Regions from separate parts of the Mus musculus genome. Here region 1 is linked to region 2. A link is a contact called in ENCODE Hi-C or POLR2A ChIA-PET data. All regions are on one chromosome and are shown on one strand. Each heading gives the region's core, a stretch centred on a gene start or an enhancer-like site at or near the end of the contact. The rest is flanking DNA. Distances are from core to core; before and after follow the strand shown. Region 1 holds the start of B330016D10Rik (RIKEN cDNA B330016D10 gene). Region 2 overlaps Clcnkb (chloride channel, voltage-sensitive Kb).

Evidence for each region. A loop is a pair of places that touch in the nucleus more often than their neighbours do. ChIA-PET counts read pairs that join two places held with the same protein, here RNA polymerase II (POLR2A).
Region 1: POLR2A ChIA-PET joins it to region 2 with 16 read pairs in Patski. The contact joins the promoter of B330016D10Rik here to the enhancer-like site in region 2. A Hi-C loop is called at or near these places in 1 of 37 maps with a recorded cell type or tissue (T-helper 1 cell). POLR2A ChIA-PET finds 5 or more read pairs at or near these places in 2 of 5 experiments (Patski and embryonic stem cell).

What each region holds. Positions count from the first base shown.
Region 1 is chr4:141,542,844-141,549,241 of GRCm38, reverse strand. It overlaps B330016D10Rik (RIKEN cDNA B330016D10 gene), which reads right to left and starts at 3,080. Exons shown (of 1, transcript NR_030695.1): 1 at 929-3,080.
Region 2 is chr4:141,403,511-141,410,476 of GRCm38, reverse strand. It overlaps Clcnkb (chloride channel, voltage-sensitive Kb), which reads left to right. Exons shown (of 20, transcript NM_019701.2): 11 at 651-735; 12 at 978-1,151; 13 at 1,832-1,901; 14 at 2,061-2,171; 15 at 2,460-2,673; 16 at 3,255-3,388; 17 at 5,117-5,205; 18 at 5,342-5,425; 19 at 5,638-5,724; 20 at 5,845-6,120. The coding sequence ends at 5,892. Among named protein-coding and RNA genes, the nearest start is that of Gm34693, 6.4 kb to the right of the region's middle. Within about 2 kb of position 3,441, at least 1 of the 3 ENCODE cell types and tissues checked has a DNase peak (open chromatin) inside an H3K27ac peak, as active enhancers do.

The DNA of each region.
Region 1 (6,398 bases), core at 1,831-4,330, 140 kb before region 2:
TTCTCCTCCCAGGCCCTGCTAGGTGACTCTTTAAGAGATCCTTGTATTTTTATGCACTGGTGTATTTAAAGCACCAGCAGGCTCAGGTGCACAGTGGATGGACGCTCAAAAGTTATAACAGATGGATTAAGAGCTTGGCTTTTAGAGACGGCTTGGGGTTTAAGAGCACCTGTCACTTTTCCAGAGGAAAAGGTGCTTGGTTGCTAGCACCTACTACTGTCAGGAGGCTGACAACCTTCTAACTTCTAGTTCCAGGGGATCTGATTCCAATCTTCTGTCCTCCGTGGGCACTAGGCACGAAGGTGGTGCGCAGACATCCATGCAGACCACGCTGTGCCTGCTGTTTAGAATAACAAATCTAGTAGTCTATTGAAGCTATGCGCTTTCCCTCTAGGGATGGCCGATTTGCACTCAGACAGGAGGACAACCCTAGAAGACTTTTTCTATTAGACTGCTGGCTATTAAATATTTATTCCTTAACTTCAGTACTTCTGAAGGGCAGAGAGGCATTTTACAACTAACTTAATGTTTTGCCTCAAAGGGGAAAAACCTACTACAGCATGTAGGAGCACTAACCGCAGCCAACAATATTTGAAGGACTTCCCATATTCCTATATTCCTAAAATCTCAAAAAAAAAAAAGCTCATTTAATTTGACCAGGGAAAGGTTATTATTGTTAGAATTTTAAATTCCCTCCTCTGCCTGATTTGGCATGAAAAGTTGTCTTTTCCTAGAATAATGAGAAACATTAGTGTTTCTAATGTTCCAAAGCACACACAATTTCACCACATGCAAAAAAGGAAATAAAAATCCAAAGGCATGAGCTAAAGGACAGCATTTCTGCTCAGAAGTACTGTCTTAAAAACTGGGGTATGGCAGATGTGGAGATGGCTCCGTGGTTAGGACTCTTTCTATCCTTGCTCAAGACCGCGGTTCCAAACTGCCTATAACTCCAGCTCCACAAGACCCACACCCTTTCTGACCCGAAAGGACATATACACATAAATTTAAAAACCCACAGAACAAAAACAACAAAACATTGGGCACAATAAAAAACAGAGACCGGAGGATCTTTAGTTCAAATTTATCCTCAACTACAAAGCTGAGTTCAAGACCCGCTTGAGCTTCTTGAGTCTTTCTCAAAAACAGTGAAAAATTCTAAAGGAAATAGAATTTAAAATTCAATCAGACTCTCCTTGTCTGTGCAATGAAGTGCTGGGAAATCATTCTCGGAGTGTCAATACACCATATATGCCATATTATTCTAACGTCCCAGGATAAGATTTCACTGATGTCCTGGGGCTGCGACATAGAGAAACCCTGTCTCGAAAACCAACTAACCAAATAATGATTTGAATTGTTTTACTTGGTTACAAGACAAGAAAACATGGTGAACACAACATATTTTAAGTAATCACTACTAAAGGTTTCAGACTATTTATGTAATCTTAAAGACACAGTATACAGTTTTATAACTACCAAGCCCACCTATTCATGAAATTTGAAATCGAAACGCTTCTGCTAAATTTCTCTCATCTGGCAGTCATCAAAATCCCGATTGGTTCCTTCAACATGTTTTGACCTTTTCAGTCTGTCATCATAAGCTTTACCCCACTATTACAGAAAACATAAGCAGTCGCCATAATTACACATAGTGAGAAGACAAAAAAAGAGGTTTACTGTAGCCAAGACACAAATAGATGAGTCAGGACGGGCTGGTTCCTTTATGATACCAGGCTTTTGTGAAGAAAAACCACGTCAACCATTAGGGGGAAGAAAACTGCACAAAAGCTGGAAGTCAAATTTAGCAGCGTTTTTCAAGTTTTCTGGGTTTGCGAAATAGTGCCAGAATTTTCAGCATTACACACAACTAAGATTCGCATTTTTAAATATTCCTCAAGAAGACATTTGCTTTTTCGGAAAGTGAAAGGGCGATGGATGTCAGGCACGTATTTTATTATTTATTTTTAATAAACTCATAGCTTTTTGAAAATAAGTGGAAGTTAAATCGACAGAAGAAAGCCATCACAGCATATTTATTGTTCAGGCTTCTGGGTCAGGGAGAATGGGCCCTGAAAGCCTTGTGCTCCGAGGGCCAGCCAATGGAAGCCGAGCTCTCAGCGCTCCTCCACCTCGTGGGCTGCACGAGCCCCGCCTCCTGGTGCTAGGTTCCGCGGAGTTTCGGCACCTTTGTTGCTTTCGGGACCGAACTTGACTTTGTTTGCAGAGGTGGAGGATGCCGAGCCCGGTTCGCCCGTAAGCCGCTTCCCACGGCGGCGATTTAAGTTTCCCCACGCAGGATGTCATCCCTCGCACGGGGGGACACACCCCGCTTCCGATGGGCTCCCGGATCCCGCACGCCCTGGGGCTGCCTCTCCCGGTTCACACGCTGCTGCTGCTGCGGCGCCGGCGGCGGCTGCAGAGCCCGAGGGGCCTCGCGACCCCCAGGCGGAGAACAAAGGGGGCCGGGGCCGCGCCCGCCGCCGGCCACGCCCATCGCGAGCCGCGGGGCCGCGCCCCGAGCCCCTCCCCCGCCCCCGGGCCGCGCAAAATGGCGGCCGCGCTACAAAATGGCAGCCGGGCGGGCCGTGGCGTGGGGACGCTGTCCCCGCGCGCGGCCGGGGTTCCTTCCCACGCTGTCCATGAGCTCGCGCGCGTGTGCGCGTCACATCCCCGTGAACCCCGGGGGCCCCCCGAGTGTAGACGGGCAGGTCAGAGCGCACACGGGAGCGGAGCTAAGGAGGACGGGGTTCGGGGACCCCTGACCTAGCGCCTCCCTGCCACTCCCAAGCCCCGGCGGCTGCGCCTCCATCTTTTCAATGTCCCCGCCATTCCGCGTCTCCCAGTCCGCTCCCTTGTCCCCACGCTTCCTCCTTGGATGGGAGTGTGTCGTCGGTCGTGGGCTCGGCTAAGGCCGTGTACTTTTTGTTGGGACTTTTCGCTGTCTTCTCTCAGAAAATGGCTCGCTTTCCATTCATCCCCTCAGGTTCCCTTTGTAGCCCTCTTTCCAGAAACTTCTCAGGGTAGCTCGGCCAGCAGCGGCGGCGAGCTCCGCGGCCTTCTCCACCCTTCACTGTCATCCCACCCCGCGCATGCGCCTGGCGGCGGCGGGCCGCGGCCCAGGCGCGCGCCCGGGAGACTGTGAGAGTGGCGCGGGCGCGCGCGGGTCCGCGGGGGCGGTGCTCTCTCACAATGGAAAGGTTGCCTCCCCCTCCAACGTTTCCCTCCGCGGCGAGCGCAAGCGCACTCGGGCGACCTCGCGTTCCTTGGAGGGGCTGGGAGGAGGGAGAGAAATGGGTGGCCTTGCCGCGCGCGTGCGCAGTTCGGCGCCGTGCATTTTTTTTTTTTTCCGCGTTGCCTGTGTGATGAGAAGTGGATCTGAGGACCTTCTTGTCCTGTCCTCCTTTCTCAACCCCCCCTCCCCCCCCCCCCAGTCTCGAAAACGGGTCCCTCCGGCTTGGAGGCAGGCCGGACAAAGCCGAGGCAGTGGGGTCGTCTTGCCCACCCTCTCCCGATCCACGTTTGAGAGTTTCCCGATGGACCTGGAGACCCTGCAGGCCCCGGGTGTTGGGCTGCCGCATTGTTCTCGCCTGGAAAGCGGAGGCGAAGGTGCCCTTGCTGGCGGGCCGCGTGTGCAGACGGAGCTCGCCGGGCCGCTCGGGTTCCCTTCGCCGTGGGCTTGCGCCGCGGTGACCACAGTGACCGCGATCGCACTTCCCAAGAAGTGTAGTGGAAAGGACTGTCAGGGCTGTGGGTTCCTGGGGGTGGGGGGCGGGGAAACTAAGAAACCCAAAACCCCACTTGTCATGGAGCCCACCTATGTGAACCCAGAGTTTGAAGGGCAGCCAGAGAAATTGCCTCTCGGGTTATTAGTGTGGGGCGGAGTGTGAGCCAGGAGTCTCCGTGAAGAAAGCACGCTGGTTGTGACAGCCCCACGTCGGGGAGACCCCAGGCTGCCCTTGGCCCTGCTGCTCCCCGGCGTGGGGTGGCGTGGGGGTGGCGGAGCGGCCTGCAGGTGTGTGAGCGCCCTTGACCTCTGTGAGGTCACCCGCCCGGGCTCTGGGCGGAGCCGGATCCGCCTTCCCGGTGGGAACCATGAGCTGGTGACCGGTTCCTCCCGGAACCATTAGTGTGGAAAGCCAGGCTAGAGGTAGAATTCTAGCAAAGCTGTAATACACGGGTTGCAAATGAACACTGAGTCATACAGTCTGTAAATTTGGAGAATCCCTGCCGCACGTTTCTCTGAACAGAAATTATATTTAATAGGGTCTTTCAAATCATTTTTCCACCAGTAGGAAAATAAAGCAAATACTGAGTTGGTTTTTTTAAAGTGTCCTAAAACATTAAAAAAAATTTTGGGGGGATTACATTGTTGAATAACTAGGATTTTTAGAAATATCCTTTACCATTTTTGTTTTGTTTTGTTTTTTAAGTTAGCTGCTCACAATGTAGCTCTGGCTGGCTGAGCTAGGCTGGTCCCTCCTCCAGGTGTTGCAAGTACCAAACTGATCTTAAGGGGAAATGTCCTTTCAGTGCAAGGTTTTTAGGACGAAGAACAACAACAACAAAGAAAAGAAAGAAAGAAAAAGAAGGGCTCTGTGTTAAAATTCAGATGTGTAGAGGTGGGGAAAACACCAGATTTAGGGCGTTTTTTTTTTTATTTACCTTTCTGAGCATTGGTGTTTTGCCTGCATGTATGTTTTTGTGAGACGGACAGATGTTGAATTTAGAGACAGTTGTGAGCTGCCATGTGGGAGCTGGGATTTGAACCTGCATCTTCAGGAAGGGCAGTCGGTGCCCCTAACCACTGAGATTCATCGAGCCCCTATTTAGGGCGTTTTGTCAGTGAAATTGTAAGAGATAACTCTCACTGGATGGGTGTGTGTTTTTTTAAAGTATTTTGAAATTCATCTAGACTCTTCAAAGAAAGTTATCTTCAGACATTTTTGCAGCCTTCAAACTAGAGTCAGTTTTCTTTCATTCTTTCCCCCCCCCCCCCCCCTTTGAGACAGGGTTTCTCTGTGTATCCCTGGCTGTCCTGGAACTCACTCTGTAGACGCTGGCCTCGAACTCAGAAATCCACCTGCCTCTGCCTCCCGAGTGCTGGGATTAAAGGCATGCGCCACCAAGCCCGGCTTTTTCCTTTTTGTATTTTATTTTATTTTATTTTATTTGTTTTTCGAGACTAGAGTCAGTTTTCTAAGAGGAGCCATAGAGCTGAAAACTCAAAAACGGTGAGAAACGTCAGTACATTTCATAAGCAGTTAACCACATTGTGTTTGATTTTTTTATTTCTAGTATTCTATCAAGTACACTTATATAATCTCTGAATTGGTCAAAAGCCGGGACTTGCATTACTTATCTTCTGTTTGGGTCCTGATAGTTTCAATGTGGCAATTTGCTAGATCTGGGGTATTTGGATAATGTGTATCATTTAGGGCAAAGAGTTTCCTTAGAGTTCCCTGCTCCCCCACCCTCCCAAGGTTTTTCTCTGCATAGCCCTGGGTGTCCCGGAACTCAAGATGTAGACCATTGCTGGCCTCAAGCTCAGAGATCCGCCTGCCTTGGCCTCCCTAGTACAGGTATCCCCACTGCTTGGCTTCCCTGCTTTTTTGTTTTTTGTTTTGTTTTGTTTTGAATGTGAAGATTAACACTACTTTTGGGGTTTTAAAGGATAAATGAGGCAGTAAAATGCCATTAATTCCAGCAATGGCAGAGGCAATTGGTAGGGAGTCCAGGCCTGATCAAAAAATAAAAATGAAAATAAAAAAAGAAAAGGATCTATGAAAATGACTGTTAGTAACATTACCATTTGTTCATATGGGATCTATTGTACATAGTGATTTATGGTAGTCAAGTACTAACATTTCAGAGGAACCCTAATTGATTCAGCTGCTGCCTTCCAAGAAAATCTCATTTAATTGGACTGAGGGTGAGCTCAAATGGCATGTGTGGAAACTCTGCGTTTGATTCCCAGCACCACACTGCAAAATAAAGAATCCCAAAGTATATTTGTTATGATTTTTTCCAATTATAAAAGTGAAGAGAAGTTTAGAAAATATAGAGGACTATCTATCTATCTATCTATCTATCTATCTATCTATCTTATTTATTTTGGTTTTTCAACACTGGGTTTCTTTGTATAGCCCTGGCTGTCCTGGAACTCACTGCCTCTCAAGTGCTGGGACTAAGGGTATGTGTCACTACACCTAGCCAAATATTTTTTTTTTTTAATCCACATCCTCACTGATTAAAGTGGCTCACTCCTGTGATCCCCACACTTGAGAAACAGAGGCCATCCCGGACTCCATGGAAACTTTTGGCTATCCTGAGTCACGGGAAGCTATTCCAGAAGAAACAAGAAAATTCAGATTCTGTTACCTGAAACAACAACCATG
Region 2 (6,966 bases), core at 2,192-4,691:
TTCCGTAAAGTCCCACCCCTTTCACAGAGCCCCTCTTTCCACTAACCCACCAAAGTGCTACCTGTCTGATCTCACATGAAGCCCCTTGTCAGGTCCAGCAGTCACGGCTCCACTTCTGTGAAAATGAACCTCCCTGTGTCCCTCCAATCCATAGCCCTTCTCTGAGCCCTGCGCCCCCTCCTCTCAATCTCCTGCATACTTGCTTTATTATCTAGGCCAGCAAGGCCCATCTGGGCTTGGCTTGGCTTTCCTCCTGGTCTCTTTCTTTTTTTTTTAAAGATATATTTATTATTATATGTAAGTACACTGTAGCTGTCTTCAGACACACCAGAAGAGGGAGTCAGATCTTGTTACAGATGGTTGTGAGCCACCATGTGGTTGCTGGGATTTGAACTCTGGACCTTCGGAAGAGCAGTCGGGTGCTCTTACACACTGAGCCATCTCACCAGCCCTCCCGGTCTCTTTCTGCCTTCATCTCGCCTCTAGTCCCATCAGGTCTCCAGGTCTCACTTTATCTCTTTCTTTGCGGGGTCAGGAGCACCTGGTAGTTCCCTTGCTGTTGTCTCTCCTTCTCTGTACCCTTTCTTCAGGGTGAACTCCAAGGCTGTGGGGAAGGAGAAGAGGCAACTCCAACTTCCCTTCTCCCACAGCAAACCCTTGTACTCAGCCCTGGCTGCTGTGGTCCTGGCTTCCATCACGTATCCCCCTGGTGTGGGCCACTTCATGGCTTCCCGGGTAAGGGGAACAGAGCTGGGTGATAGCAGTGGGGAACCCCCATTTGTAGTCCCCGTGCTGTCCCTCAAAACCCACTAAAGAAAATGCCCATGGGTCATTTTTCAGCACACGAGGTTGTAGCTGCACCATGGCAGAGCCATCCTTAGGGTCCCTAGCCGGGGAGGGCTACTGTAGCCAAAGCTCAGATGGGCAATGGGACAGAGGTGGGCATGCTGACCTACCTGCCACTGCCTCGGCCCCAGCTGTCCATGTCGGAGCATTTGGAGACACTGTTTGACAACAACTCCTGGGCACTGATGACTAAGAACTCGTCTCCACCCTGGGCAGCGGAGCCTGATCCCCAGAAGCTGTGGTTGGAGTGGTGTCACCCACAGTTGACTGTCTTTGGGACACTAGTCTTCTTCCTGGTCATGAAGGTGGGCAGAGTCATGGCAGGTCCTGGGGGAGATGGGGCTGCTTTCTGAATTAAAGCTTGGAGCACCCCCTCCTATGTCCAGGTCTCTGATCTGACCCTGGCTCACTGTGTACCTCAGAGACCCTCCCAGCCTCAACTCTCTCCCTCCCTGCCTTCATCCGAGAGGTTCAGGCTCACTATGCAGACCAGGCTCTTCCCTTATTCTTATAAAAATCGGTGTGTATGCGTGCATGTGCGTGCAAGTGTGTGTGTGTGTGTGTGTGTGTGCGCGCACGTGTGTGCATGTGTGTGTGTGTATACGTGCGCGTGTATGCAGTGTGCCACAGTGCGATGTGGAGCTCAGAGGACAACTTGCAGAAGTTGCTTTCCCCCTTGTGGATTCCAGGGACCAGACTGAAGTGGTCAGGCTCAGTGCAAAAGCAGTTACCCTGCCCCTTCCTACATTCTTTGAGATGGGATAGTTGATCTTAAAGAGCAGGCTGAGAGAGAAGAGAGTGACAAACCTGGAATGTGCTTGCGCACAGTAGGTGCTTTATTACAGCTTGGTTCCTTCATCTCTAGAGGCAAATGCTGCCGTGGGCTCCAGCCTGGGCACCCTTTTCTCTAGGAACCTCCCCCGCCCCCTGCCCATGTCCTCCTGTGTTGCTTCTAACTCTTGCTGTGTGGGCACCCCCCCCATAGTTCTGGATGCTGATTTTGGCAACCACCATCCCCATCCCTGCTGGATACTTCTTGCCCATCTTTATCTATGGTAAGACTGGAGTCCTGGATGTCTGAGAGGGTTTGGGGGGCATAGGACATGACTTCCGGTATCATCTCCCTCCCAAAGTGGTACCGGGGATGGGGTCGGGATGAGGGCCTGAGGGGTCAGGTCAGCCTGGTTGCTTCATTCATCCTAAATCTGTGGCAGGAGCTGTCATTGGGCGCCTCTTTGGGGAGGTTCTATCTGTCGCCTTCCCAGAGGGCATTGTGGCTGGAGGCAGGGTCAATCCCATCATGCCCGGGGCCTATGCTCTGGCAGGTGAGTGTATCTGGGGCCAGCAGGTGGGTCCCCCCCTCCTCAGTAGGCCCCGTCTATTCCCTGAGCCCTACCACCCCCAAGCCCGCTTTCTCTTCGTTTTCCTTCCCATCCCCCACGTGCTCTGCACTCTTTCCTCTCGGCAAGGCTAGAACCTTCCAACAGTTGTGGTGTGTGCTCTTTGTGCACTGCTGAGCCTAACCACGGTCGCACTGTGCCTACCTTGCCCTCTGGGGGAGCCTGGCTCCTGGCCTGGGACACCCCCCCCCCACCTTGGCTGTGTCCCTGCAGGTGCTGCTGCCTTCTCAGGGGCGGTGACCCACACCCTCTCCACGGCACTGCTGGCCTTTGAGGTAACGGGCCAGCTCGTTCACGCACTGCCTGTGCTGATGGCTGTGCTGGCGGCCAACGCCATCTCTCAGAGCTTCCAGCCCTCTTTCTACGATGGCACCATCATTGTCAAGAAACTGCCGTACCTGCCGTGGATCCGTGGCCGACAGATTGGGTGAGCCTCGGGCTGGCTGATGGTGTGATGATGCCCAGGGTGGTTGGGGGTGGAGGGACTCCTGGAAAAGCCCATCACAGCTGACCTTGAACTGTAGGATGATAGGGCTGATACACACCCGCCCTCTGGTCCCCACAACATCCCCCAGCCCATGAGCTAGATGAAGAAGCTAAGTCTCTGTCAGGCAAGGCTGATAGGAAATGAGCAACAGACAGGAGGGGCCCCTCTCTTTCCCTCCCCTTCTCTGATGGCTTCCTGGTAGCTGTCCCACAAATGGGCTCAGAGACCCCACCTTGATCGGATTGTACCCTAGTATCTTTGGTCCCAAAGTGGCACATCTCAAAGGCTCCAAGTGTCACTGAACACAAGGTCCAGCTCCAAACAATCCTCAGTTTCCCAGTCTTTAGATAGCTGTGGTTCCCATCGCTTCTTTTTTTAGAACCTATGGGTTCCTCTGAACCAAACCCATCCTTGGGACTCACAGGTCTTCTCCCAGCAAGGCTCCTTGGGATGACCCTGTCTTGCCCCAGGCCGGTATCATCCCATTTCCAGGCCTGACTGATGTCTCCCTCTGCCCACAGTTCCCACTCTGTAACTGTGGGTCACTTCATGAACTGCGCCCTCACTACACTGGCCAAGGACATGCCCCTGGAGCAAGTGATCCAAGTCGTGATCTCCACAGATGTGACCCAGTACCCCCTGGTGGAGACTACAGGTATTCCACAGCCATTGAGGAGAAAGTGGCTGTCTGGGAGGAGGCTTTGGGCTTCCCCCTGCTTCCCTTTAAGGGCCCCGCGTGTCAGGGCAGCAAGGGCAAGCAGGGTGTTAGATCTGTCCCTTAATCGAGACTCTGCAACTTGGTAGCTGTGTGACCCAGGGCAAGTCTCCTAATTTCTCTGAGCTCCAGTTTCTTCGTGGAGAAAATGGACCCAATAGCCACTTCTGGAGAAAGTAGAAAGTAGGGGTGATGTGCTTAATGAAAAAGATGAGAGGTGCTTGTAAGACTGCCTGGGACTGGCTCTTTGGATTCCTGGACCCAAGCCTCATGGGCTGACTCTTCACATTCCTGAGTGTTCCTCCCCCGCCCCCCCCCCCCGCTGTTCCATTTGCCAAGATGAGCTCATCCTTTTAAAGGCAGAAGGATGGTGCTAAGTCTCAGAGAGAGACTAACGAGCGCCCCTCTCCAGTTCACAGAGCGTGGTCCTTATGGGAGGGAGATAGCCCAGGTAGGGGAGGAGCTACCTGAAGCTCCCGGAGCACCTGTCCATCCGTGTGTCCCCTCTGTGCCAACAAGGCAGGGTGCACACTCAGTCAGGGTAGCACTGTTGGGGCCTGTGACCCATTTGCCCTTGGGCAGACCACTTGAGCCGTGAGCAACATGAACAACCAAGGTCACCCATATGCCCCACAGCGAGCAGAATAAACTCACCTATGAGGGAAAGAACCTTGTGGTTCTCTTGGGCTCTATGACCGGCAGTGTCCTTGTGTGGAAAGTAGGAAGGGCCATCATAGGTTGCCACCCAAACGTCAGGGACTTCGCTCTCACCAATGGGAGAGATCACAGCAAACACATTTTCTACTTATTTTACATAGCGATGGCCCTTCCAAGAGGCTTCACCTCCTAGAACCAAGAATGGCTTTGGACTCCGCACATCTCCCTGACTAGATTCCACAGCCTACCCTAGAAACAAACCACTGGTTTATTAAAGGAGGGAGGGACACTTCTATTGTAGCATTTGGTTACCAAGTGTGTCTGTGGTGGCAAGGACTGAATTCAGGGCCAGCACATGCTAAGCAAGCCCTCCGCTACTGAGTGATAGCCATGCCTAGTCCCTGGGGTTTTATTTAATGGAGAAAGAGAATATCAAGCTGGATCCTTAGTGAAGAATGGGAAGAATGCCTACGACTCTCAAGATGCCCGGAAACTCCCTCCATGCATCCAGGCTATTCCCTGTATCCACGCTAGCCCCGGCACACAGTAGGATCTCAGATTGGAGTGTACCTCTGGGATCATTTTTCCATTGACCTGACTCAGATTTTAAACAACTGCAAGGGAAACAGAGAAGAAGGACAGCCCAGCTGTGACACCGATATGTCAAGAGGCTAATGTCCATAGCTTCCACCTCTTAAAATGTGGTGGGGTTGGGGGTAGGGTGTCTTAGAATATCTGCTGGCCCACTGGCTGCCTTACCCAGCTGCACTCAGCTGGCATGTCATTATGGAAGCTGAATGGTATAGAGTAACAATTAACCCACCAGATAACCAGTTTCCTCTTCTGTAAGCTGGGTGGTAAGAATTCTAACAGATCACACACAAGTAGTGTAGTTTCCTCAGACACCAGAGCGCCTAGCATGTTCTTGGCACATAGTAGGTGCTCAGTGAATATGACTTACATTTATAATGATCTATGTTCATAATGCGTCCCTCTCTCTTTGAATGTTAGAGTCTCAGACCCTGGTGGGCGTTGTAAAAAGGACCCACTTGGTGCAAGCCCTCCAGACTGAGCCAGCTTCCTGGGCTCCAGGCCAGCAGGTGGGTCCTCCTGCCAGAGGGGGACAGGATGGAGTTGGTGAGCTGGGCTGTGAAGCTGACCTAGAGGAGTTCAGAGACCAAGGTCTAGAAGCTGGTGGCTGGCCCAGGTCCCAATTGTCCTTTGCCCTACCCCCAGCCCTGTCTCCAGGATATCTTGGCTAATGGCTGCCCCACCCAGCCAGTGACACTGCAGCTGTCCCTGGAGACCTCCTTGCATGAGGTAAAGAGAGAACTAGAGAGAGTGGGGTGGAGGTGGAGGCGTCATGAGGAAGGCTGTATGATCCCTTCTAGCAGAGACCTCATTCAGCATCTCACGTGGACTCTGGCTCCCCCTCGTGGTCATATTTCACATTACATCCCGCTCACCAGGCAAGGAGGCTACGGTATGCGGCCAGAGGGGTTTGTTAGCATTTCCTCTCAACCCCTCTGCAGACACACAACCTTTTTGAGCTGCTGAACCTTCAGACGCTGTTCGTGACGTCACGAGGCAGAGCTGTGGGCTCTGTATCGTGGGTGGAGGTACTGGGGTCTTGAGGGCTGGGCAACGTTGAGGAGTTGGGGGCACCGAATTCCCTCCAGCCTCGCCTCCTCTAACCTTCCACCTCCCAGCCCCCACTATCCTCTGTTTCTCTGTCATAGCTGAAGAAAGCAATTTCAACCCTGACCAATCCTCCTGCCCCCAAGTGAGTCAGCCTGGGGGGGGTCGGCAGCCTGGCACCCAGCTGCTCAGCTGCCATGGATCTGGGATCTCTCAGCCCGGCAAGACATCTCCACTCAGCAGAGAAGAACGCTCCATATTCACACTCCGATCCCTGAAGGAGCTGAGAGTAAATGAAGACATTGTGACCCTTGTGACTTCTGGGGTTGCCTGCTGCTAACCAGGAGCTTCTGAGAAAAATAAAACTGATGTCTGGAGCCATTAGTGTCCCCTCTCCTCCCTTAAGGGTGTGCAGAGTAAGGGGGTAGGGGAAACCTCCTCTCTGAGTAGCCTTCTACACCATGGCCATCAAGGCATCCCATTTTTCCTATGGCTCCAGACTATGTACACAGGGTGATCCGTGACCCCGAAGGACTCAGCTTCATGCCTGCAGATTTGATCTGTCCTCTCCCTCCTCGCCCTCAACTCAGGTACAGCGAGGCCAGCCTCACACAGCTCATCTTCTTCAACAGACAGCTCCAACCTGACCACTGGGCTCTCCAGCCCTCCCACTCAATGTGATGGGTCACTCAGCCATGGGCTTTGTAATTGGGCATGAATAGCTATCAGGTGACTGCCTATATGTAAGTCCAGGACACCCCAATACCTCAAACGACTTCATGGTCTGTACCCCAACCCAGATATCTATTCATAACCCCCTGAATATTGAATGCCCTGCACCTCAAATGCCACACATAATTCAAAGGCCTGCCCATGCCCATGCCCTGCCACTATGACCAATGGCTACCTTGCCTTGCTGAACCCACACCCTGCCCTCTGCCATTCCACTTCACTTAGATTCCACACCCACACTCACGCCTCTGCTCCATGTCCTGTTCCCAGAGGGCGTTCCTGTCATGGGGAATCTTGTCTTCAGAAAGGCCACGGCCTTCACTTTCTTTCTGACCTGGTCCCCACTCCTACACCCAATCTATGAATCAACAGTTCTGAAAGGTGGTAAAAGAAGAGGAAAAGGAAGGAAGGAAGGAAGGAAGGAAGGAAGGAAGGGAGGGAGGGAGGGAGGGAGGGAGGGAGGGACGTAGGGAGGGAGGGAGGGAGGGAGG